Regions from separate parts of the Mus musculus genome. Here region 2 is linked to region 1. Evidence: chromatin loops called from intact Hi-C (ENCODE). Cell type or tissue: left cerebral cortex. All regions are shown on one strand. Each heading gives the region's core, and the rest is flanking DNA. Links, peaks and the distances in the headings are about the cores only.

The links. A loop is a pair of places that touch in the nucleus more often than their neighbours do. Peaks named below come from ENCODE experiments on the same cell type or tissue, not always from the same donor. Only the 100,000 strongest peaks of a DNase experiment are listed, where the experiment ranks them.
Region 2: it touches region 1 in a loop (13-fold over the local background); 2 of 42 quality-filtered maps call a loop at or near these places.

Annotation. Positions count from the first base shown.
Region 1 is chr14:12,498,925-12,510,477 of GRCm38, reverse strand. Cadps (Ca2+-dependent secretion activator) reads left to right here. Exons shown (of 31, transcript NM_001042617.1): 13 at 1,246-1,382; 14 at 4,507-4,694. Among named protein-coding and RNA genes, the nearest start is that of Fezf2, 160 kb to the right of the region's middle. In left cerebral cortex, for the core only: a CTCF peak has its summit at 6,114; DNase peaks (open chromatin) are centred at 3,266, 4,119, 5,774 and 6,038; H3K27ac peaks cover 2,324 bases.
Region 2 is chr14:12,430,270-12,441,822 of GRCm38, reverse strand. It overlaps Cadps (Ca2+-dependent secretion activator), which reads left to right. Exons shown (of 31, transcript NM_001042617.1): 26 at 908-982; 27 at 1,869-1,952. Among named protein-coding and RNA genes, the nearest start is that of Fezf2, 90 kb to the right of the region's middle. In left cerebral cortex, for the core only: no CTCF peak of the experiment used is centred there; DNase peaks (open chromatin) are centred at 3,643, 4,202, 4,770 and 6,014; H3K27ac peaks cover 2,683 bases.

The DNA.
Region 1 (11,553 bases), core at 1,354-9,353:
CACTGAAAACTCATAGTGTTAAAGTCCCACAGCTACCAAAAAACAAGCTCACAGCAATACCCTAAGTGAGGGAGAGAAAGAAAAAAAAACCCTTCCTGGGACAGAGGCCACATAGGAAAATATTATTCAAACACCCTCTCAAGTCAGACATCAAGTTTCCTTTGCCCTGATTGCTCCGCTGGCTCCTGGCAGCTCCCTGCATCCCGTAAAATGTTGCATTCGAAGAGATGAGTAAAACCTTGCTTGATTCCCTCTGAGATTCTACCTTATCGTAGTTGGATATCTGGAGAGGAAATGACTCGGTCAACTGAGCAGATCTCTTTATCCTTGAAAAATACCCCTGTTCCTACCTTTTGAGGATTTTTTTTTCTTAGTGGCACTTGAGCTGAATTCTCTGAGTTATTTTGCCAGCTAAGGATAGACTATTTTAGTTACACACGTTGAGATTAATTAGTTAGCCCTTAGGAGGTTTTGCCTACAGTCTTCACCCTGTAAGGAAAAGTGTGAATACATGGAGACTATTAACTCACAATAACTGGCAGACCGCAGCCCTCACAGCGTAGTTTCTGTTTACTAATGGAGTATGTGCCCCACAGGCAAAGTCCTTGCCTATCCAACACTAAACCCACACTAAACTTATTCTCCCAGTTTCAATGAAAATCTTAAATTTAAATTAAAAAAAAAACTTTTAATTTTGGAGGGTTGGGAATCAAACCTTTTGTGACACCAAATTGGCAATGAGAATTTGGAAGGGGATGACACAAATATTGTCACTCTGCTGAAAACCAGCATAAGCCTTTCCCCAGATAATTCCAATAAGCACAGAGAAATTACTCTAAACACAACCGCTGGAATGGCAGAATCTATTACGAACTCAAAAACCTAGCTAGACTGCTATCAGCAAAGATCCGATCTGCTTTCAGTGTTCGGTGAGATGCAGGCGAAGTTACGGTCTCATGCATGGTTTAAAGAGCAACACGAAGCACTGGAATTGTGATCATTTGATAAACATGTTGATGCCAATATATTTTTGCCTAAATGCAGTAAACTTACCAGTAAGTGATGCAAGTTGACAATGGGGGCGGGGGGTGGGGTCAAAGACTATCTCCGGGGTAGCGGGGTGGGGCAGCAGGGAGGCAGCTGATGTTCACAATGCCTAGTGAATCCTGTGAATCTGTAATGTCAAAAAAAGCCTGTGATGTGTTTCTCTAAATTGTGTCTCTCTCCACATGTGTAAATGAACAGACGCAGATAGAGCTCAGAAGCATGGCATGGATGAATTTATCTCTTCCAACCCCTGTAACTTTGACCACGCTTCCCTCTTTGAGATGGTGCAGCGGCTGACTTTGGATCACAGACTTAATGATTCCTATTCTTGCCTGGCAAGTATACCCTTTGATGTACAGCAATTGCAGCGTGACATTCCTGAAAAACATCAAATACCCCTCTACCTTTATGTCAGAACTCTACCCACTCCCTACAAAACCCCTTTAACAATTATAAGCAAGTCTTTAATTTTCTGCATGGCAGAAGTTTTATTTACTCAAGAGTCGATGTGAGATGGAGGAAGTGCTCATGAGAGACATAGCCAATTCCCCAGCCACCCTATCTTAGCCACCCCATCTTAGCTGCTACGTGAGAAATCTTCCTAAAAAAGTGGTTGAACTTGGCACCTGCTCAAAATGAACTTATAAATATTGCCTGATTGTAGGTACCCCACCCTCTTTGTCCTGTGCCTGTTATTCCTAGCTCATTAAGCAATACAATGCTTTTGTCACTTCTAAAGATCGAGACAGTTGCTAATACACTCCACTGCCACTGTAATGGATTTGGGTTTGTTTATTTGGGTGACACCTTCTCTGTTATACTCAGAATCATGTTTACCCTTGAGGAAAAAATTTTAAAGGTGCAGTAGGCATTTAGAAGCTCAGCTACCCAGCAGGGTTTTTTACATACCCTGAAATCTCATTTTAAACCCTCAGTCAAATTAGTTCAGTTTAAAGACTGCTGTTACATATTTATCCAATTTTTGAAAACACATTTTTGGTTTACAACTATCAAGCCCCAAACTATGACAAAGATTCAGCTCATTTCTGTTTTCAGATTCTAAATGATGAATTTATTTAAGCGTAAATATTACTTACTAATCCTACTTTGTAGACAGAAAAGAAGGAGGGAGATGATCAAATGATTTTATGCAGAGAGCAGTTCTTCTCCTTGACTTCAAACATGAAAGTTAATATATTTATGTAACATTAATATTATATAATTAACTGACATTAGCATAAACCCTTATTCTGAATGATTATTTTAAGTTCCCCTTTTTTGCTGCTTGAAGATATTGTGTGTTTTTTAAAGAGGTTAAAATCATCTTAAAATAGAAGTGGGATTCTGTAAGATAATTTATTAATCTATGGCTCACAGTGACACATTATCTCATTTAGAATCTCGTCATTGGAGACTCTTACTTTGCCAAGTTGGAAAGGAACACCACACTGACTTGAAAAACAAAAACAAATCAAACAAATAAAACAAAACACCTTACCTTGCATTGCAAGTCCATTTTTCTCAGATTTCCTACTATTGTGTATCTCTAATTACATTTATGACCGTCGTGAGGTGTGCCTCAGCACTGCCACCCTTTCAGCAGGAACTCTTCTCACGTGATGAACACTGTGAGACATGTTTACACTTTGAGACGGTTTCACCTTTTATGACTTTTGTTCACGTCAGTGTTTGAAAACAATTTTTTTTCATTCTGAAATTTACCACGAAGGAGAATTAATATATGCCCTCTAAAGATATAACCGGAGATGACAGACTGATGCCTGTTCCCCATTAATCACTATACGCTTAACTACATAGTCCAAATTTAAAAATAATAATTATGAGTGACCCAGAACAACTCCCTTTCCTGATTATATACCTGGATCTATTAATTAAGGCCAGAGTTTCAGAAAATAACAGAAATGTAAAGGGCCTTATCCCCTATCTCTCTATTCCATTTTTCTCATTAGTACAGTCTTTTTTTTTTCAGTTGGTTTTGGAGACCGACCAGCAGGGATACATAAATTTTTCTGTGTCTTCGACTCAGTTCCTAATTGATATTTCTTCAACTCTTTTCAAAGCAGCTATTTTGGCATCTACAAAAGACTTGGTGTCATCTGAGTCGTAGAAAATATATTTTAATCTTTCACAGCAGTGTTGTCTCTAAGATTTAGCATTTGGGGTAGCAGATGGAGTGGCAAAGAAGTTGCCTATAGGGGCAGCCCACTGCCTCAACTACTCTCCCGCCCTCTGGAGGAACTTATAATTTGAAATAGGAAAGATGCCGTCTTTCGTTGGATGCATCGCTGAGCTGCACGTTGCCAGTTGAAGATCCCCAGATCCTAATACAAGATGAGAGCCTTGCAAAGCCCTCCCTTCCAGACTCCTTTGGCCTCTCCCTGTTCCACATCACTGACTCCCTCATCCCTTCGATCCAAGCTGCAGTAATATTAAAAAAAAAAAACAAACAAACCTCATAGGAGACCCTCAAAGAAAAATGAAGTTTGTTAAAAAGAGCCCAAATGTCCAATCTAGAAACTGCCACCTGGACTGATTTATTGCTTGCTTCAGGTAGTATGGAAATGAGACAACATGGTTTGATTTTAGACTCTATCCATACTGACCCTCAATGCCAAGTCACTTGGCCTTGCTAGGGACCTGTCTTTCCAGTTACATAAGAGAGACACGGGTTTCTATCCATCACGATGCTGAATTACTATCAGAGACTCCATCTGGATTCTCTTTTGCAGCAAGGTTTGGCTGGTCTCATGGTGAGCAAATATAAACAGGAAAACAAATAATTGCAGGGGGTAGGGTGGGACTATAGATGCAGTCCTGAGAAATCTCTCTCTTTTGTTCAATTGAATCCGAGGCAACTTACTTACTCTAGCCATTTAGATGCTATGTTATTACCTTCATTTCAAAATGCACTGAAAATTTCTTCTAAGGTGTAATGATTTACAAAGTTTAGTCTATGTGTAAACCAGCTTAAATTTCCTTTATGCCTGAAGATAGGGAAACAGACGGACCCAGAGTAGAAGCTGGGCTGGGTCTGGTGTGAATAGCAGGTTCCTTACCCAGACTCTGTGCCAGTCCTGTCTACCTCACGGGCTTACTAGAAGGCTCAGCTGAAAGCTATTTGTCAAGCACAAGTTGTCTACCAACTGAAGGCATTTGTATCCCAATTTTCCCTTGCCAGACTCTGCCCCAGCTTCACCCCCTATAGTACATGTCAGAGCCCTGCTTGTTCTCTTTTCCTAGAAGCATGCTGCTTGCTGATACAGCTCTACCAATTGTGTTGATATCCCATGGCATCCCTGAGCTCAGTTAATTTACCCACCTGCAATCAAAAGAGTTAACACTGGCTGTTTATCAGTCCCTTCCTCTAGCCACTCTTGATACTAGCACCTCTCCAAAAAGCAACATTTAAAAGAAAGTCTCTCCTTTATTTCCCTACAGGGCTGGTTCAGTCCTGGCCAGGTGTTTGTGTTAGATGAGTATTGCGCCAGAAATGGAGTCCGAGGATGTCACCGGCATCTCTGCTACCTTAGAGACTTGCTGGAACGAGCAGAAAATGGCGCGATGATTGACCCCACGCTTCTTCACTACAGCTTTGCCTTCTGCGCGTCCCATGTCCATGGTAACAGGTAAGCATGGGTCTAGCGGTATTCCTAAAGGATAAAAAAGAAACTTCCAGTGGTTTGTAACTAGTTCTGCCTGAAAGAGTGACCCTAACTCACAATATATCCCTATTTACCCAGTAGTGCACAAACAGACTGGAGGAGGGGAGGAACTACACATGGGGTGGGTGGGAGAGAGGAGAGAGGCATGCTAAACTAATTTCCTTTCCTTAGACAACTGTGAAGAAATACCAAACAGCCCTTCTAGGGGAGCCCCGAGTTAAATCAGTCTGGGTAGCAATCATTATCCGTGGTGGGCTTTGGTTTTGTATTTGCTTTTTCCTTTTTTGTTTTTTTAATCGGTGACCTTGGTTGGTAATTAAATTCTCAAAATTACAGTTTTCTGGTCTATAAAATGGGAATGACAGTTTTCTCATGGAGTTGAGAGGCTACTTGTGAACACACATATATATGTGTGTATATATGTGTGTGTGTGTGTGTGTGTGTGTGTGTGTGTATATATATATATATATATATATATATATATATATATATACCCTCAGCCCAACTTGGCAAGAAACTGATCGCTATTTTGCCTTTGTTGATACTACCGTTCATTTCAGGAGTGTTTGATGGTTGCTTGCATTTTGTGTACGTGATGAAAAATAAAAACCATGGGAGAAGTCGGGCGTGGTGGCGCAAGCCTTTAATCCCAGCACTCAAGAGGCAGAGGCAGGCAGATTTCTGAGTTTGAGGCCAGCCTGGTCTACAGAGTGAGTTCCAGGACAGCCAGGGCTACACAGAGAAACCCTGTCTTGAAAAAAAACCACCACCACCACCACCAACAACAACAACAAAAAAAAATAATAGGGAAGATACATTAAGAAAAGGAATTCAATTCTGGGTAGAACTCAATAAGAAGCATGACTCGGATAGTGCGGCAGAGCAGCAGCAGGGGGCTGAGGAAATGGTGCTGGAGCCGAGAACTGACTCGTGGAGGCTCTAGGCAAAAGGAACAGCATGTACTACTGTCCTGTGAAAACGGAAGCCAAGCACATTGCTAGAGCTAAAGCAAGATAGGTAAAGCTGGCAGTCAAGATGCCAGGAACACTGAATATATCCTCAGAAGTGGGAAGAACTTTGGCGATCACAAGCTAACCAACTCCCTCACTTTGTAGGTTTCACAAACAAGACCAGAATGTCAAGTCTCCTGACTCTGTACTAAGTATTCTATTTCTTTAGACCTTGCCCAGCTCCTGAAGGGGAAAAAACATCTATGTTCTGAATAATGCAAAGAAGCAAATAATTTAAGAACATTGCCATTTGGCTCTAGAGGCATGGAATAAATTTCCACGCTGCCACAGCCAGCTTACCATCTCAATGTATGTAGCCACACGTTAGTATAAAGATAAGTCTACGATATTCCAAAGCACCCCTGCCAACAGCCAGGGGAGGCAGCAGAAGACAGCTGGGTGGCTTTGGAAAACAAGCCTCAGATGAGCAAGTTGTCACTCGGGAGAAATCCACGTCAGGGAAGAAGCCAGTCCAGGCTACCTGGCTTTGAAGCTAGGGTTGTGTCAGCCTTCCTCATCTTTGCAAGCCACACGGTCCTGGAATATCTATGGAATTTGTTCTGTGCTTTTCCTGTCTCTAGTACTGATAGACTTTTATGAAATGAGACTCTATCATTTATAGCTAGGTAGTAATAACACTGTAGCTTTGAATATTTTAACAGAAAATAAGATTATTCTCATCTCCTATTGTTATGGCTCCATAGTCCAACACATGACCTTTTATTCGCATAAAAGATACTCATAAAGACTGTGATACCTGGGTTGAAGCATGCCTAATTTGCACTTTTATAAATATGTACACTTTGATGATTATCTGTTACAGCCTCTTGGACTGAATTTTTATAGAGGGTGAGAGAGAGAGAGAGAGAGAGAGAGAGAGAGAGAGAGAGAGAGAGAGAGAGAGAGAGGGAGAGAGAGAAGTTGCATTATATTCTCTTGGTTGTCACACTGTATTCTACATATGTTACTGAATAGGAAAGTGTTATAAAATAATGAAATGTTTTTGTAAACTCCCTCGTAAACATCATCATGAATTATGATACACATTGTCTGGGTTTCATATTGTAAGACTGCCACTTGATTCACAGTTAGGTTTATACATCTTGTCGTGGGAACAGTTTGGGATTTCTTATTTCCTTTTCAGTTTTGATTTTCCTTATGCATTTTGCATCTTTTTTTTGCTTATTACTTTAGCTTGAATGCATTTGCCTTTGCTTTTTGATGCATCCTTCTTTTTCTTTCTTTTTGTTTGCGCATGTGTGTGCTCTTGGTTTTCCTATGGTTGGCCACCCTCTATGCATGCCTCCTGCCACCACACCCTCTCCAAAGTCAACAAATGCATGTGTATCTTAGTGGGCTGCTATCAAACACAGACTTTCAAGGGGGCAAATCTCCACCTTCTCCTGAACCAGAGATTAAAAAAGATTCACGAAGAGAATCAAAAAAAAGAAAAGAGTCTAAACCTCACCCAAGTCAAGAACAAAAAAGGTAAGAAGCCATTTGTGTTAGCTTTTGTTTTCAGCCCCTTTGACCTGTCCCTGCATGCATGCTACCATGTCCATGTCTGCAAACAACAGCTTTGTGAATCCCCTAAATCTGAATCCTTTTCCAAACATGCAGTTTTTCATAAAAGATCTTAAAAATGGGAAAATGTGCATTGGGACTAAGTTTGAGCCAGGTGTTTGGTGTTTGTATTGGAAAGACTGACCTAGCAATAAGCAAACAGAAGTGAGTCAGATTGTTTTAGGTGGTGTTGTTGTGTTTTGTTCTTTTGTTTTGTCTTCATGTCTAGTTTTAGTCTGATGTCTTACAAGTCATTTGTAATTAAAAAAAAAAAGGTATGCTTGGTAATTTTAAACTAATGTTCAAGAGGCAAATAAGATGGGTTAACTGATGTTAGATAAGATAGGCCCATACATTTATTATGGATCTAATTTCTTAAGCAAATCTTCCTAATTTTCACACTCATCTGTTTAGAAGAAACCCAGCTGAAACAGTGAATTATGATAAAGCACAAAGTAAGCCCATCACTAAACCAACGGCTACTAGTAGAAAAACAATGAGATCATCTTTAAGGCATGAAGTTCTAAGCTTCTGTCTACCTTATCCTGTGTTGACCGTCAGCAATGCTCTCCTCTTTCACTGGAAAATTGGTGCCTTCCCCCTTAGACTTCCTTTATTCACTCTTTTCATTCTCTTCTTATTTATATTCTTCCTCTGTCTTTGCCTGCAATTCTGGACAGACTTGTCCAAATAGATGGTCATAGGCAAGGATCCTGTATGCTTTAATGTTCATTTATCTACTGGCCATTTCTAAGCCTTGTGTATGCAGTGAACTTACAGAAGCTTCAAGTGCACCTGGGAAATTCTGCTCACTGGAGAATGAAGCAGGCTGTCCCTTATAGTAGGCAGAGCTATTAGTGAGCATGCAGAGAACTCCCAGAACCACCGAGTCACCCCCTCCCTCCTGGCACTGAATATGGCTGATGGTGAGGCAGAGTTCCTGCTTGTGTTTTGCTCTGCTGTCCATATCCACCTGCAAGAAAACAGAAACTTCCAGTCAGGATCAAGAAGCCACTGTGGAAGCTGTCCAGAGTGCTGCTTTTCGACCTGGCATCATCCACACAGAGCAGAGCAAGTCGTTCCTGTTGAAAGGCAGCTCCCACTGGACTGTGGCCCATTTCCTAGCATATAAAGAGCTATGCAATGGAGCTTTCCTACCCAATGGGAGCTTTCCTGTGTATTTGACGGGATTAAGCATGGTGAGTTTTCCCTCCAGAAGACTTTTGGTGAGGTCTGGAGATATTTCTGATTGGCGTGGGGGTGGTATTAAATACCCAGTAACATTCAGGCCCAAATGCCAGTGGCATTGAGGTACAGGAGTCTCGTGTTAAATAATGTTCCCAAATGATGGGCTGATATGTTTCCCCCTTGGATTTGTTGTTGTTTCTTTTACGTCGATGCTGTACCTATGTGTTGCTCTGCAAAAGCAGCAGTCTTCCCCCTCTAGGGTTCACATGAGTCACATGGAAGAGTCTAATAAAATATAGAGCATGTGTTCCTACCCTCAAATAATTCAGCAGTTCTTACATGGAGCCAGAAAGCTTCTTCTAATATACTCTCATCCGTGATTCTGACTTCAGAACACATCTAGCCAAGATCTTGGTTGTTTCATTACTGTATGTTTGAACCACTTGTGGTAAGGAAATGAAAATAATTCTGATTCCTGAACCCCATTTGCAGCCAAAAGCCCTCTGGGGAATTTTTACCTGAACCATTAAAGTTTAATAAGGAGATAATTAAGCACGAGGAATAAAAGAACTCAAGTGATTCTAATACATATCAAACTTTGAGAGTAATTGAATGAATATTAGTTTGGGCCAACTCTTTATAACTAAGCCCATTTTCTCAAAAGAGAGAGAGAGAGAGCAAACTAAAGGAAAATGTGAACATGTTCAGCTGGTTGCATTTGGCGATCACAAAATCCACAGATGTAAATTGCTATATCTTCTCATTTTTAAATCAGCTCCTAAGGTTGCAGTACTTAATTTTCACCATAATATTTTTAGTATTCTTTCTAGATGACATTTAGATTAGCATCACTTTGGTCACTGTCCCACAGTGACAAGGCAATCAAACAGCTCCGACGATTGCAAGTTGCGTCAATGTTCCTTGGATCCCTTTATTATTGAGATTGGAAATTTTTCTCATTTACATTATTATTTAACATTTCTTGAATGCCACTGCTGCTTTTCACATATGGCCTGCATAGAAAGTACATTGTATCAGCAATTAACAAATCCATAATGCCAAACGCCTCAATCCACAGCTCGCTGCATAGATTAATGAGTCTGCAGTCAGATGTAAGAGGGCATGAATTCTAAAACATCTCTGAAAATGTGTCCAAAGATCATCTGGGGAGATGTGCTCGAAGTCAAGGTTCTGTTCATCTTCACAGCCCATGTGCATCCTGTGGGTTCGGATTTGAACTCATTCTTCTCCATTCATCCAGCAGGGTCCCTAGATCATCCACCCACTTGCCCAAGACAGAAGCTGAGCAGCCATGCCATGAACTCCCCCTTCCTTCATAGCATGTGACAAATCAATTCCTGGCTCTACCAATGCTCTTAAGTTTATCTCAGGTATTTCCATTTCTGTCATTGATTGAAGCCACTACTATAGTCGAAGTCTCTGTCTTCTCTCCCAGGGACTGAACACTTGGCTTATTTATGGTGTCTTTGCCTCATTCAGTTAGTGTCATATGGTGGTTATTTTATTTTGTTTTGCTTTGCTTTATTTTGTTCTGAGTTACATATTTTTTTCTTTCTTTCAACCATATCTCTACCTCTTCACACACACACACACACACACACACACACACACACACACACACACACAATTATGTTTAGTATATTTTATCTCCCCCCCCCAAAAAAAAAACAGTATCGCACTAAGTGGGTATAGATTTGCCTTACAGAGAACTCTGAAAACAGTGCTTTATGCAGCAAACAAGTATGGATAGAGTCTAACAGTGAAATGTATTCTTGGTCTCATGTTACAGAGAGAAATGATACTTTTATGAACATGTCACTGGATTGCATCTAGCTCTGTACAGGTATTGGCCTTGTGCAAGGATGAAGCATCCTTATGTTCTAAACACCAGACTCACCTAACTGGAAGTGATCATAAGAGAGAGAGGGTAAATTACAAACAAGTTTCAAAAGAAAGTAAGCATCTCCCACAGCTAAAGAAAAATTTCCTTTGGACTTGTCACCTTCATTAAAACCATTCGACTATCTTCCTGGAGGAAGCTTGCTTCCATAGGAATAGCATGAAGTCTTGAGAAATCTGTGTAGTTGGTAGTTCTTACCTAAAATTCCACAGTGTGACCTTACCCTGGAGTCACTGAAGCTATTTGTACAAACTATTTGCAGATTTCACACACTTTGAGCATGTATGTGATACAATTTTTAAAAAAACAACAACAAGCCGGGCATGGTGGCACACGCCTTTAATCCCAGCACTTGGGAGGCAGAGGCAGGAGGGTTTCTGAGTTTGAGGCCAGCCTGGTCTACAGAGTGAGTTCCAGGACAGCCAGGGCTACACAGAGAAACCCTGTCTCGGAAAACAAAACAAACAAACAAACAAACAAACAAACAAAGCAGCAGCAGCAACAACAACAAAACCTCACATACATTACTGTTGTGACCAGTCCAAAGTCTAACGTAGGGTCTCCAATGTCAAATCCAAATCCATAGCTTCTCAGTCTTCATCAATCTGCTCCTATTCCTCCAAGGGGAGAATCTATGAAGTTCTGGTCCTTTTCTTGGTGAAACACATGCTCTTCTATATCTTGCGTTATTTCTTCAATCATCTTTGAGTTCTTTGCTCATCCAACACCCAGATCCAATGTGAGCCTTCCTTACTATTGCCGACATTCTAATAGCATCTATATTCCTGGTGACGGTTCAGTGGGGAAAGCTTCTTCACCACTCCCATGCTTAAAATAGCTTCTATATTGTTGAGTCATAACTTCAGATGAGACAGGCTGCAAGCAAGTCATAAAAGAGCCCCTTGGAATAGTGCCCTCTTCAATACTACTCTTTTTGAAATTGCCTATTAGCCAACCTAAGAAGTTACAATGCCCACTTGTAATTGTGTAGAAACTACTTGTTTTTCTTCCTGTTTTGCCATTTGTGACACAAACATTTTTATATATTTGTTTTAGCAGCATATCTGAGCCCCAGGGCATCAGGGCATAATTAGAAAAGGGCATGAGCTGGGAGGGAAGGAGTGGGAAGGGGTAAGGCTGG
Region 2 (11,553 bases), core at 1,129-9,128, 68 kb after region 1:
TGTTTTTGTATTGTTGTTTTTGTGTAACGGAAATACAAAATAATTCAAATGGATACTAAAATGTTCTAATAAATGTCAAGGAGCTGGCATATAATAACTTGTGTTGAAATTGCTTTTCCTTCTCCCCTGGCATTTATAGCAGATTTTTGTTTGTGTGGGGGTGTGTTTTTACATTACTATTTAAATTTAATCGACAGTGCCAGTTTGAAAAAACTGGAAAAACTTAGCTTCAGTCTAAGCAGAAGGTCGAACCTGGGTCTGCTTATTGATGAACAGAATAAAAGGGAAGGGGAAAAGTGTGGCTTGTAGCGATGGTTCAGAAAGAGACTCTACCTGGCCTCTGGGTCAAGACTGTAGCTAAAACTGATGGGCTCTGAGGCATATACCAAAAAATAAAATAAAATAAATAAAATAAAATACTTAGCAGGTTTTTATAAAATTGGTGTCTTAGTCAAGTTCCCTTTGGAGGGATCCCACTGTTTAAACTACATCCCCCATCAGATCCCCAGAAATACCATTCCTCTCCCAGTGTACTAGATTGCTATTGAATCAAGCTTTGTATAATCCAGTTCAACACACTGCTAGGCCAATTAGGCCAGCCATGTGTGCTGGGGTGTATGTGTGTTTGTGTGTGTGTGTGTGTGTGTGTGTGTGTGTGTGTGTGTGTGTGTATACATCAAAGGCTATCTAAAGCCTTAGACGAGAAACAATGAGCCTGCTGATTTTTTAAGTGCTTCGGGTCTCTCTATCAAAGAGAAGTCAGAATCTTATTGCTGCTTCTAGGACTATGGAAACAGACTGGATCTGCAGGCCAGGCTTTATTTATAGATTCTGATCTAAAGCCAGGGACACAATGCCCACTGTCAACTCCCTGACATGCTAATGTGTGTCTTTCTGTCTTCTTTAGCATCAATACCATTCAAAAATAGATGAACTAATTGAAGAAACCGTTAAAGAAATGATCACACTTTTGGTGGCAAAGGTAACCTTCAGCTTCAGGTGGAAGGGGGCACTGTCAATGTTGCTTTGTTGTGTCTGCTTTTCCATTAAAATGTAACACACTAAAAAGTTGCTCTGGACACTCACAGCTCCCAAGGAACAGGACTGCACATCACCCAGCCCCAGCTTGCGAGGATTTTCTGATGTGCGTGAGCTGTGTGAAGATCAATTGATGAAGCGGCATATGTTAACTTAATAAGAATGTGTCCCTAAACGCAGCACTAGGTTATGCGGGAAATGTTTGTTTTGTTTCTCAGCACTGACAAAGTTAGATTTTAAAATACATAAAATGAAGCGGTAATAAGGAATTCTGCCATCCTGAAAACCCCTTTCCCTCTAGTTTCACATGCAGTGAGAGTCATAATAACACAGAAAAGTCAGATAAAGCTATTTCAGTCACCCTCATGAATTATAGAATTTTAACTAAGTAATGCTGAATGGGAAGACATTTATATTTGCCAGTGCTAAACTTCTGTTTCTCCCAAATTACTGATAAAATACAAATAAAAATAGATTGGATTAAATGTAGTGCTAATATGTAATGTAAAGACTGCTTTGCGCAGTTTGGGATTTCGAAAAGTGCATTTAATATTATCGCATGCTATATGCAACTCAATAATATTTTGTCACTTTGCACTTCTGTAACACTCCGTATTTGCAATCACATAATAATGAAGAGAAAGCCGGATAAGTCAAATATTGCCGTACAACGGCAGTCTTTTCCTTCCTCCAAGTGAGAGTTTAAAAGATGGAATGCAGAAACGAACAGGGGGCTGAGTCCTAGCCTCTAGGTGGCTGGGACATGCTGTTCTTTCTTGTAAACAACTACAATTTGAAATAATACTTTTTCCTTTGTGCTGTTTTACTAGTTTGTAACTATATTGGAAGGCGTACTGGCAAAGTTATCCAGATATGACGAGGGGACTTTGTTTTCTTCGTTTCTGTCATTCACGGTGAGTAAAGCGTATCCTGCTCTCCCGGTTGTTGGTCTGGTTCAGTTGTGGTTCTGCTTGGGTGAGAGGTAATGTGTGGTTTTGCGCGGCAGTGGCAAGGTGTGTTAATTACATTCAAGCGCTAGTGTAACGTGTTAACACTGGAGAAGAGGCGGGGCATTCATTGCCATTAGGCCGGTATGCTGTCCAGTTCCACGGCACTTGTGAATAGCCTACCTTCAACTGCCTTGGCTATGACAGGAAATGTAGTGTGGGCCACGATTTTTACCAGTAAATACTTTTAGTAATTGTATATGGTGACCTTCAGGTCAGTTGTAACTGCAAATACCTTTTTTATGGCCTTTACTCTACGTAAGTTCTGGTTTTCTTAACTGAGTTAGTTGTATACAGTTCAAGTCCAGGAAACCTCATAGAGAAAGGAGTCTCCATCTCTAAGTGAGTGTGCTTGGTACACAGCCTCAGGCGCTGGGAGTTGAAGTACCGGGCCTTTATAGACTGAAAGTGCTTGCAGCTAGCGAGCCTCCTTAGGAAAAGGAATTCTCTCATTCTGCCTGCCTGAGCTCAGGAGCTGTTTGCATTTATAGCTTCCTGAGCTGTTGACATGTCCTTTCCAAATTCTTTGAAGCTCCAATTCAGTGCTAAACTTGTGTAAGACCAAGGGCAAAGGTAAAAGAAAAAGAAAAGCAGGAGGCAGCAGATTTCTGTGGATGGGTGGTCAGAGGAGAGAGCCATTCATCCTGCTTCACTCCCAGTTCCTGCCAAGTAGGTACAGTAAAAGTGGTATTGGTTCTAGGCTGTTTTAACAACAGTACAAGAACAGCAGGCAGCCTAGGAGCCTGTGTCTGTAGTAATCTCCCAGTGAGAATCAGATGCCAGACAAGGCCCAGAACATCAGCATCATGGGTACAAATCCTTATCTTTGGAATCCCTAGGAGCTGAGTTCAAATCCTGATACAACACTAGCCAACTATGTGAGCCTGAGTAGGTCTCTGAGCCCAAGTTTCCTCCTGTAAGGGTATGAGAGATGGATAATATCTCCCACAATGCCATAGAATGAGATGAAACCCTCATGGTCTGAGTTTGTAGTCGGACTCAATTAAATAACATCTTTTACAAGTAATGAATATGATTGTGATAAGATACAATCATACATGCATACAACTTCTTTCCAGACATGTCCTAAAAAGGAGTAAATTTATGAACAAATATACCCTATTTTGGCTTTTCCTCAGCCTATAGATTCTCCTTCTATTTAGGCAGATGTTAGCTGATAACATTTCAAGCCATTGCTAGATAGCGTTCGTCTTCAGCACACCCAGCTTGTTATGCTGTTTAACTCTGACCTTCCCAAATATAAAGATAAATTTAATCCAGAAGTATGATGCCCTTCATGCCTGCTATTCACTGACAAAGTGAGTTGATTGGGAAGGGGACAATGCAAAGAAACATTGAATCCAATTTCACTCTGAAAACATATGTGTAATGTGTCATTCTCTGCAAAGAAACCTATCTAGCCCACTCCTTTGACAAAGAAAGTATCCCAGAGACGGGGAGTCATTTGTCTGAGGTGATACCGCAATATGTAGAGTGGAGACTAGAAGCCAACTCCCCTGCCAGTTTCCAACCGCTGAGTGGCCTCTGGAGAGAGTGGGATTCTGCTGGTAAATGCCTGATGCTGGAAGGCAGATGGGCTTGTGAGTGGGCAAGATTCACAGAGAAGGATCCAGGGCACATGAGTTGGAGACAGACAAGGCCTCATTCTTCATTGCAACAGTGGAGATGACAAGGAAGTGGGTGGGATAAAGTGCACTATCTCTGCAAACTTCTCCGAGTGCCCAGAGACTAGTGCTTTGAGACTTCATTTTGAGCCAGTGTTTTCACAGCAGTGTGCTTGAACCCATGACCCAAGAAGGCCCCTTTTTTGTTTATGGATTCCACTTTTGTTCCTGGCAAGACCCTCCTCTGGGATGAACTCTCCAAAAGATTTGTTAGCAACTGGCCCAGCAGCAGCCAGATGAAGAATTCAGGATTCCAGGAATTCCCGGGGAGAGTGAGAAACCCAGACCAAAGTGTCCCATGATGACTTCCCATCTTTCTCACCGAGCCTACGACATTGTACAGCCTAGAGGCATGCCCAGCAATGGTGCCGCCATACCGAGCCTTCCAGCTCTGTTGCTGGGCCTGGAACTTCCCTCCTTATGATACTCCTCCCACACACTTGGCCACCTCATGGCCACAAGCACCCACTTCTCATTTGCAGCCTATGATCTCATTGCCTGCCAGGATTCCAGTATTAGAGATGAGAACTGAACTTAGGGGTAGTGAGAATCTCTCCACACATGGATTCTGAGTTCCTGCCCAAATTGCAGAGGACCTCTGAAGGATGCTGGCAGCCCGGTGATGTTAACGTCCCAGGAACGGAATAGAGGTGGAAGAGGATAGAGGTGGAAGGGTGGGGGCTGTGGTGAGGGGTGGAGTAAACAAGATATGTGAGAACAAGTACAGGAACCAGCGGAGTGTGTTCGGGCTCGGACAGAGGTGCGCAGCCTGTGCGGAGTCTGGCATACTTGCCTTTAACTCTGCTCCTATTTTCTGATTCCTTTCTTTGTGCACTTACCACATCCCCACCTCAGCAGGGCTGCCAAAGATGAGCCATGTGCTCGGCCCCCCAGAAAGCTGACGCATATCGACAAATATGCCACCCTGTCCCCCCTCTTTCTCCTGCTGAGCGCCTCCTTTGCTGGGTGGGCTTGATTTTGTGGTCCAAGCCAGACATTTTGGAAAACGTCTGCAGTGGCGCAGAGCAGGCAGGAATATTTATTTCTCATCTCCATCTGCATTGCTTCCTCTCTTGGAGAGGAGCTGGGGGAGGAGGGCGGATGAGATGTGGCTTCTCCTGCCAGCCCAAGAGGCGCCCAAGCGCACCCTCCTTTCCTCCCTCAGGGGCCTCAGCAGCAGTAGCAGCCTGGGACTGAGGGAGGCAGGCGCCTCTCGAACTTTTCAAAGATCAGCCCAGTTGGAAGATATAGTTAGCAACCATCCACCCATTTTCCTTGCCTGCAAGATGTGCTTTTATGGCGGATGACTATTTGGAAAGGACTCTGCCTTGTGGGTAGTCTCATGCTGTTCTTTTAGGAGGCCAAAAGGCAGGGCAAACAGGTGCCCAGGTCCCTCTCCCATAGCATTTAAATGCATCACTCACCCTTGTCCAGGGTTTGGCAAGAGCGCTGCTCCTGAAATGAATTCATTTTCCCAGTCAGTCACCCCAAATTCCTTACAAAGTACCTCTATGTCAGGTGTTGTGATGGTGCCGGGGTCACAGCAGTGCTCCAAAGGATGTTCTCTGCCCTTTGGGAGGTTACATTTATCCGAGGAGCCAGACAATCAGAAAGAGAAAGAATGAATGATCAAGTGGAAGGAAACATTGCCTGGGACATAAGCTGGAGAAAAAGGGAGGGTTGAGGAGATAGTATTTAAGCCAGGACAACCCCTCAAGATCCTTCCAGGGAACCATGATCAGAGATTTCTGGGGCCAGCTGTGAACAAAGAGGAAGGGAAGGGACTATTTCAGAGACAGCAGCAGCCACTAATGGCCACAAAACAGGGAAGCAAGAGACATTTCTGCATCATGACCCTGTAAGGTGGAGTAGGGAGGTTTTAGAGATGGAAATTGGTTTGGAGAGGTCAAAGGGGAAACTTTGGTGTGGTATGTGGTGCTGAAGACTTTAAGGGAAACGAGTCCCAAGCTTAATTCAGATTCGGAAAGAAAGGCAACCCTAAATACATAGGAAGGAAGCTCAGCTCTGCCCCTTAGCATAGACCTAGGTGACCTGGAGCAATGTCCCATTCCCTACATTTTAATTGCCTTTGCTGTGGTAAATAAATTCAAACGTCTAAAATAAGTACAAAGGCATAACTTGTGTTCCTCACGTCCTCACTGAGTGCCTGGCACAGAGCTAAATGCTCTGAAAGTATGTTTCTGGGACTCTCAGAGCAGCTCCGTTCTACCAACGCTGTTTAGAAAATGTTGGAAGCAAGGCTCAGAGAGGTTGGGCTCCACCTCAACTCCACCTGAGCAGTCCTGTACAGCCTTCACGGTGGGGTGAAGACAGACATGGGAAGGTCTAACTCTCACCCCACCCCCACAGGTCAGGAACAGCAGCCCTTCCAAGGCATCAGGATTTCAGCCAGCTACAGTTCTCCTTCCAAACACATCATTTGTTACTTACAGAACACGAGGAATAAAGCCCATGTCAAGGCTTCCAGGAACCTAATCCCTACTGTGTGTCCTGTCTTCTGGGTTTCTAATTGCTCACATCGACTGTTGTCATTATCATTGTCATTGTCATCGTCAGCTCTCTTCCTCGTCTTCCTCCTCCTCCTCCTCCTCACCAAGATTATAGTTGTTTTTCCACTTGAGAGTGAAACAAAGTTGAAATGGTTGATCCCTCTAAAAGTTGTGACCAAGGCTAGAGCCAGTTCACATCGTCAGCAGTGACTGCATTTTTCTTTTTTGTTTTCTGCTTTTTTTTTCCAGAGCACCCTGAAACATGTCTGTCACTTTGGTAATGATCAGAAATGGAGCAAAGAGTTAACCTCTGTCCAGAAGGAACTGTGGTTGCAGAAGCAATTGGAGGCATAGAGTAGGGTGAGATTTTAGAATAGCTTGCTAATGTTTCCCCGGACAGTATTCTGTTTTTGCTTTGGCATTAGAAAGCACCCAGGAGAGGAAAGGTTTTTATGTTGTGAGCTGGTGATAGGACAGAGACTATCATTAAAGGCTAACAGCATCAGGCTATCGGCTGCTGGATTCCTGTGCTAACCAGTTAGCTAATACATTCTGAGTGGAAAGTCCTGCCTCAGATGCTGTAGCAGCAGGCGTGCCTGTCAAGACTAACTTACTGACACTATGAAATGATTTCTATGCATTTTTCTTGAGACATCCTTACAGCCAGACTCTGCCATAGGTTCAGTTCATATTATAAATAAAGCACACTTAGTTACTCTCTAAGCCATATGACTCTTTTATTATGGCCAGTATAATTGCCTACATGTACAGAACTCATCAATGAAATCACCTGGTGATGCTTTTAAAACCAATCCACTGTTACTTTATTCCTAAGTGGGAAAAATAACTATTTGGGGGGCTGAAAAGATACTTAGTGAGTAAGGACACTTGCTACACAACCTGGAGGATGTGAGTTCATGTCCCAGCACCCTTGCAGCAAGCCCAGAATGGGCTGGGGACAGAAACAGGAGGATTTCTGGAGCTTGCTATATAAAATCTTAGCCAAGAAACATGACCTCTAGGTTCATGGAGAGACTCTGCTTCAAATAAATAAGACAATGAAAAAGGAAATCCCATGCCTTTACACACACATACACACGCATACATATACCACATGCAATGCTCACACTAAATGAATAAAATAAAATATGACAGGCACAATTATTTTATGAATAACTTAGCCTAATTATTCCATTTTGGAATAACACCCAGGCAAGAGACTTCCATTTCCCCACTGCCTTTGTGCTTCTACATAATTACCAGTTTTATTTTAGTCCTTTCGTAAACACATTTCTTAATACATGCTAACACACTAAGTACTGGGGCTCAGTATTAAATAAGAGAAACTATTGCTCTTACTCTGTGTTTACATGCTGGAGATATATTCCCAACAAGTAATTAGAAACATCATTACTTTTCAGAGAAAGAGGAAATTAGTCAGTGCAGTGGAATTACAGGGCAAAGATTCTCAACCTCCTCCTCTAGAGGCCAGCGAAGAAAATTACTTGGAGGGAGTGGACATGATCCTGTGTGTACAGTTGTGTCTGTAGATAAATATGCCCATATGTGCATGTACATATGGAAGCCACAAGACAAGCAGGTGCCTAGGTAGGCTGGCCAAAACATGACTATCTCTGCCTTCTCTATCAATTGGGTTAGGAATGAGCACTACCACACCCATCTTTGTATATATGCATGATGGGGGTCAAACTTAGGTCTCCATGCTTCCATCACTTCTTAAGCCATCTCCCCAGCCCCAGAAGTGACTCAAACTAGACCTACAGGAGAATTAGCATTTGACCTGGCAAGGAAGGGATATGGTTAAGACAAGGCAGAGAGGCCAGCTCCCTGGTATAAGTCAGTGGCAAGCTGTGGTCTTTTGACACTGAAGCTGTGAGCTGCCATTAGAAGGTGACTTGAAGAGCCTTTCATATTTTCCTAATTCATTTTCCTCATAGCCAACTAGCCAAGTTCCTGTGCTCAGAAGCACTGGTCTCTAGCCTGCGCTAGTCTCTTTCATCAGCCACCGCCAAACATTTCAGAATGTGGCATGGGCTTTGGGGTCTGTGATATAATATTTCATCACCTATTTGGATACCCTCATTTCAGATTGCTGCCATGACAATTAACATGCCTGCTGACTAGAGCAACATAGAGAAGAAAAAGACAAGCATCTGAAATCAGCTGTTTCCTTTAATGTTCTTTTGTAAAAACAGCTATCTTTGAAAGCGAACATGAGATAGACACAGTATTTTGTTCAGACTCTCAGGTGCTGATCAAGCTGCTCACAGAAACTCAATTGTGAAAGAAATACCTACAACATTTGTATGCAGTTTCACATGAGCTATAATTAAAGGTCGTTGAGTCCACCTTGACCTCCAACCAGACACAGTGGGCCCTTATTGACAGAAACTTAAAGAGAGCTGGTGAAACCCAGGTTGAGAGAATTTGACAGGTTGTTGGCCACTTCTGAGATCCGGTTCAGTTATCTGCAGAGTAAGGCTGCTGACGTCAGTATTGGATCTAGGAACCATGGACTTTTTGTGGTATCTTGTATGTAGCAGGTGCCCTGTGAATAGCACTTCTAGAGCTGAGCTCAGTTTCCTCAGAAGAGTGAGGAAGTTGAAATGACCCCATCTAAACATTTAAACAGCTTTCATTAGTGTAGTAGCCAGTTCTCCTCTAAGGCCAGACTTACCTGCACACAGGGTGAAGCAAGTGATTCGATAGATTTCTGTGTCCAGAATTTAGACCCCAAAGATACTTTTCATTACACTTACTACATAGTTAGCATTTTCTCTTTTATTACTCATAATCTTTAGGATGCTTCTTTGTCCATTAGAATATTAGTTAGGGCTATGAGATAGATTCAATGTTAAAAGTCTTGCCTACCATGTATGTGACCCTGTGTTTTATCCTCCAAAAGAGATGAGAGAGAGAGAGAGAGGGAGAGGGAGAGGGAGAGGGAGAGGGAGAGGGAGAGGGAGAGGGAGAGGGAGAGGGAGAGGGAGAGGGAGAGGGAGAGGGAGAGGGAGGAGAGGGAGAGAGAGAGAGAGAGATTACCATGTCTAACATTGACATCGCTTATTCAATCAGCCATCATGTTTTGAATGAGTGCTATAAGTAAATTACTGAACCAAAAGATGTAGACACAAGACTTTTTAGCTAGGCATGGTGGCATATGTCTTTATTCCCAGTACATGAGAGGCAAAGACAAGGGTATTTCTGTGAGTTCAAGGCCAGCCTATTCTACATAGCGAATTACAAGATAGTCAGAGCTACATAGAACCTGTCTCAAAAAAAATTTCTAAATGATGTATCTGACATCATTTCACACACACACACACACACACACACACACACACACACACATCCTATAAGTTACTACCTAGAGTACATTAATAAAAGGAACATTTGAGACTTTCTGACTTTGTGTTTTCAATGATTGGCATTGTCTAGTTGGTTCCTATTGCCTGTAAGATCCAGTTCTCTGTTTTGCTTCCAAATCTCCATGTTTATATTATATGTTAGGAGCTTGAAATTGATCGTGGTGGGGTTTCTCTATACTATCAAATTTAACCAACATACCAAGAAGAAAATTGGTTCTTGTTGTTTGAGGGGTTTGTTACTGTTGTCTTTTTAGAGGGAGGCAGAAATGAGTCAAGCATAGGATGTAACCACATTGTATCTAAGGTGATGTCAATGTTAGATGTTATAAAAATTCTGCTTTAAGTACCCAACCACATGGGAGAAGGTCATTCTTTCTGAACTCTCTTTTCATCTTTATTTTTACATCAAGGATAATGTTTCTATTTAGGCCACATTTTGTACTTTCTGACATGTATCCTGGGGGGCCTCAGCTCAACCCTCTCAACAGGTAACCATGTCTGCCTAGATTTAATAAATTCCTGTTATATATATCCCTTCCCTTATCTAGAGTGGTACAATGCATTTTCCATGTAGTCACGCAAGTTGTCTGTCTCTTTACCTACCTGAAAAGAGGAAAGAAAAAAAAAAGCTCCATTACGCAACAGAGCTAGACTGATATGGTATCCACATCAGTGATGGCTTACATGGTCCGTTGCTTGAGGACTGAGGAGATGGCTCAGTCCGTACTGAGGGGACCTGCTTTCAATCTCCAGGATCCATGAAAAAAGCCAGAGGTGCGTCCACACGCTTATCAGCTCCAGAGAATTGATATCTCTGGGGTTCATTGACCAACAAGCAGAGCCTAATCAATGAACTCCAAGTCCCAGTGAGATAGCTGATCTCTGGCACTTATCACAAACCCTAGCAAGAAGGGAAACTTCAGGGACAACGTTGGTCCCTTCACTCAGAAGGTGACTATACGCAAGAGCTCAGTGAAAGCACTGGACTAGAATGCTCCATGGATAGAAAGAAAATGTTTATTGGAGCTCAAACTACTAAGGCTTGTCGGGGTGGGGCAGGGACAAAATGGGGTGGGGGGAAGCAGGTAGATTCTATTTGACAATCAGGGTGAAGTCTTTGAGCTGAACCAGGAACTAGATGCCCTTGCAGGACTTGTTGGCTTTTAAGTGTGTATTAAGGTGGGGTCTTGGTAAACAGAAATCTGCCTTATAATACTCCTGAGGAAAACTGAATTTACTCTTCAGCTTACCCAGTTACAATTCTTCTATTTGCCAAGTCAGAGTTCTTTTTGTTTAGGACATTGTCACCAGCACTGCCATTTTGGAAAACCCTCTTTGGACATAACATCCCCAACTGGAGTCCATCAACAGAGTCCGTAGCCACTCAGCACTAGAGCAAGAGCAAGCATTGACCTCTTGGAATTTGAGTTCTGGTCAACTTCTTGTTGAGAGATGTTCAAGGCAGAAAAGTAAGGCCCACAGGTGTGAGGGGCAGCAAAAGGAGCTTGCCTGCTTGCCTGGAGAGTCTTCATAATTACAACTTTGCAATTCACAGCTGAGTTTTCTCTAAAGATGCAAGTATGTCATATAAACAAACAAACTGGGAAGCAGTACACTGTGACCTTTAGGAGGGCAAGCCATTAGGTCAGCCCACACTGTGGCTAGTTGTGGGCCTTCTGAGGAAGTGACATTAAGGAATGTCACTGAGCCTGGTCTCCTCATCTGTCAGTGTGATGTCTGTCAAGCTCAGCAGTGGCACTGTGCTCAGCCTCAACTAGGATAGACTAAGCATTCAAGCATCCTTCAGGCTTAGGGGTATGGAGACAGGCTGGCTCTAAAGGAATCCTTGAGGCTTGTCAAATTCCTGTCTCAGAACAGAGGATTAGAACAGAAGTGAGGAAAACTTCCAGTTTTTACCAGATGT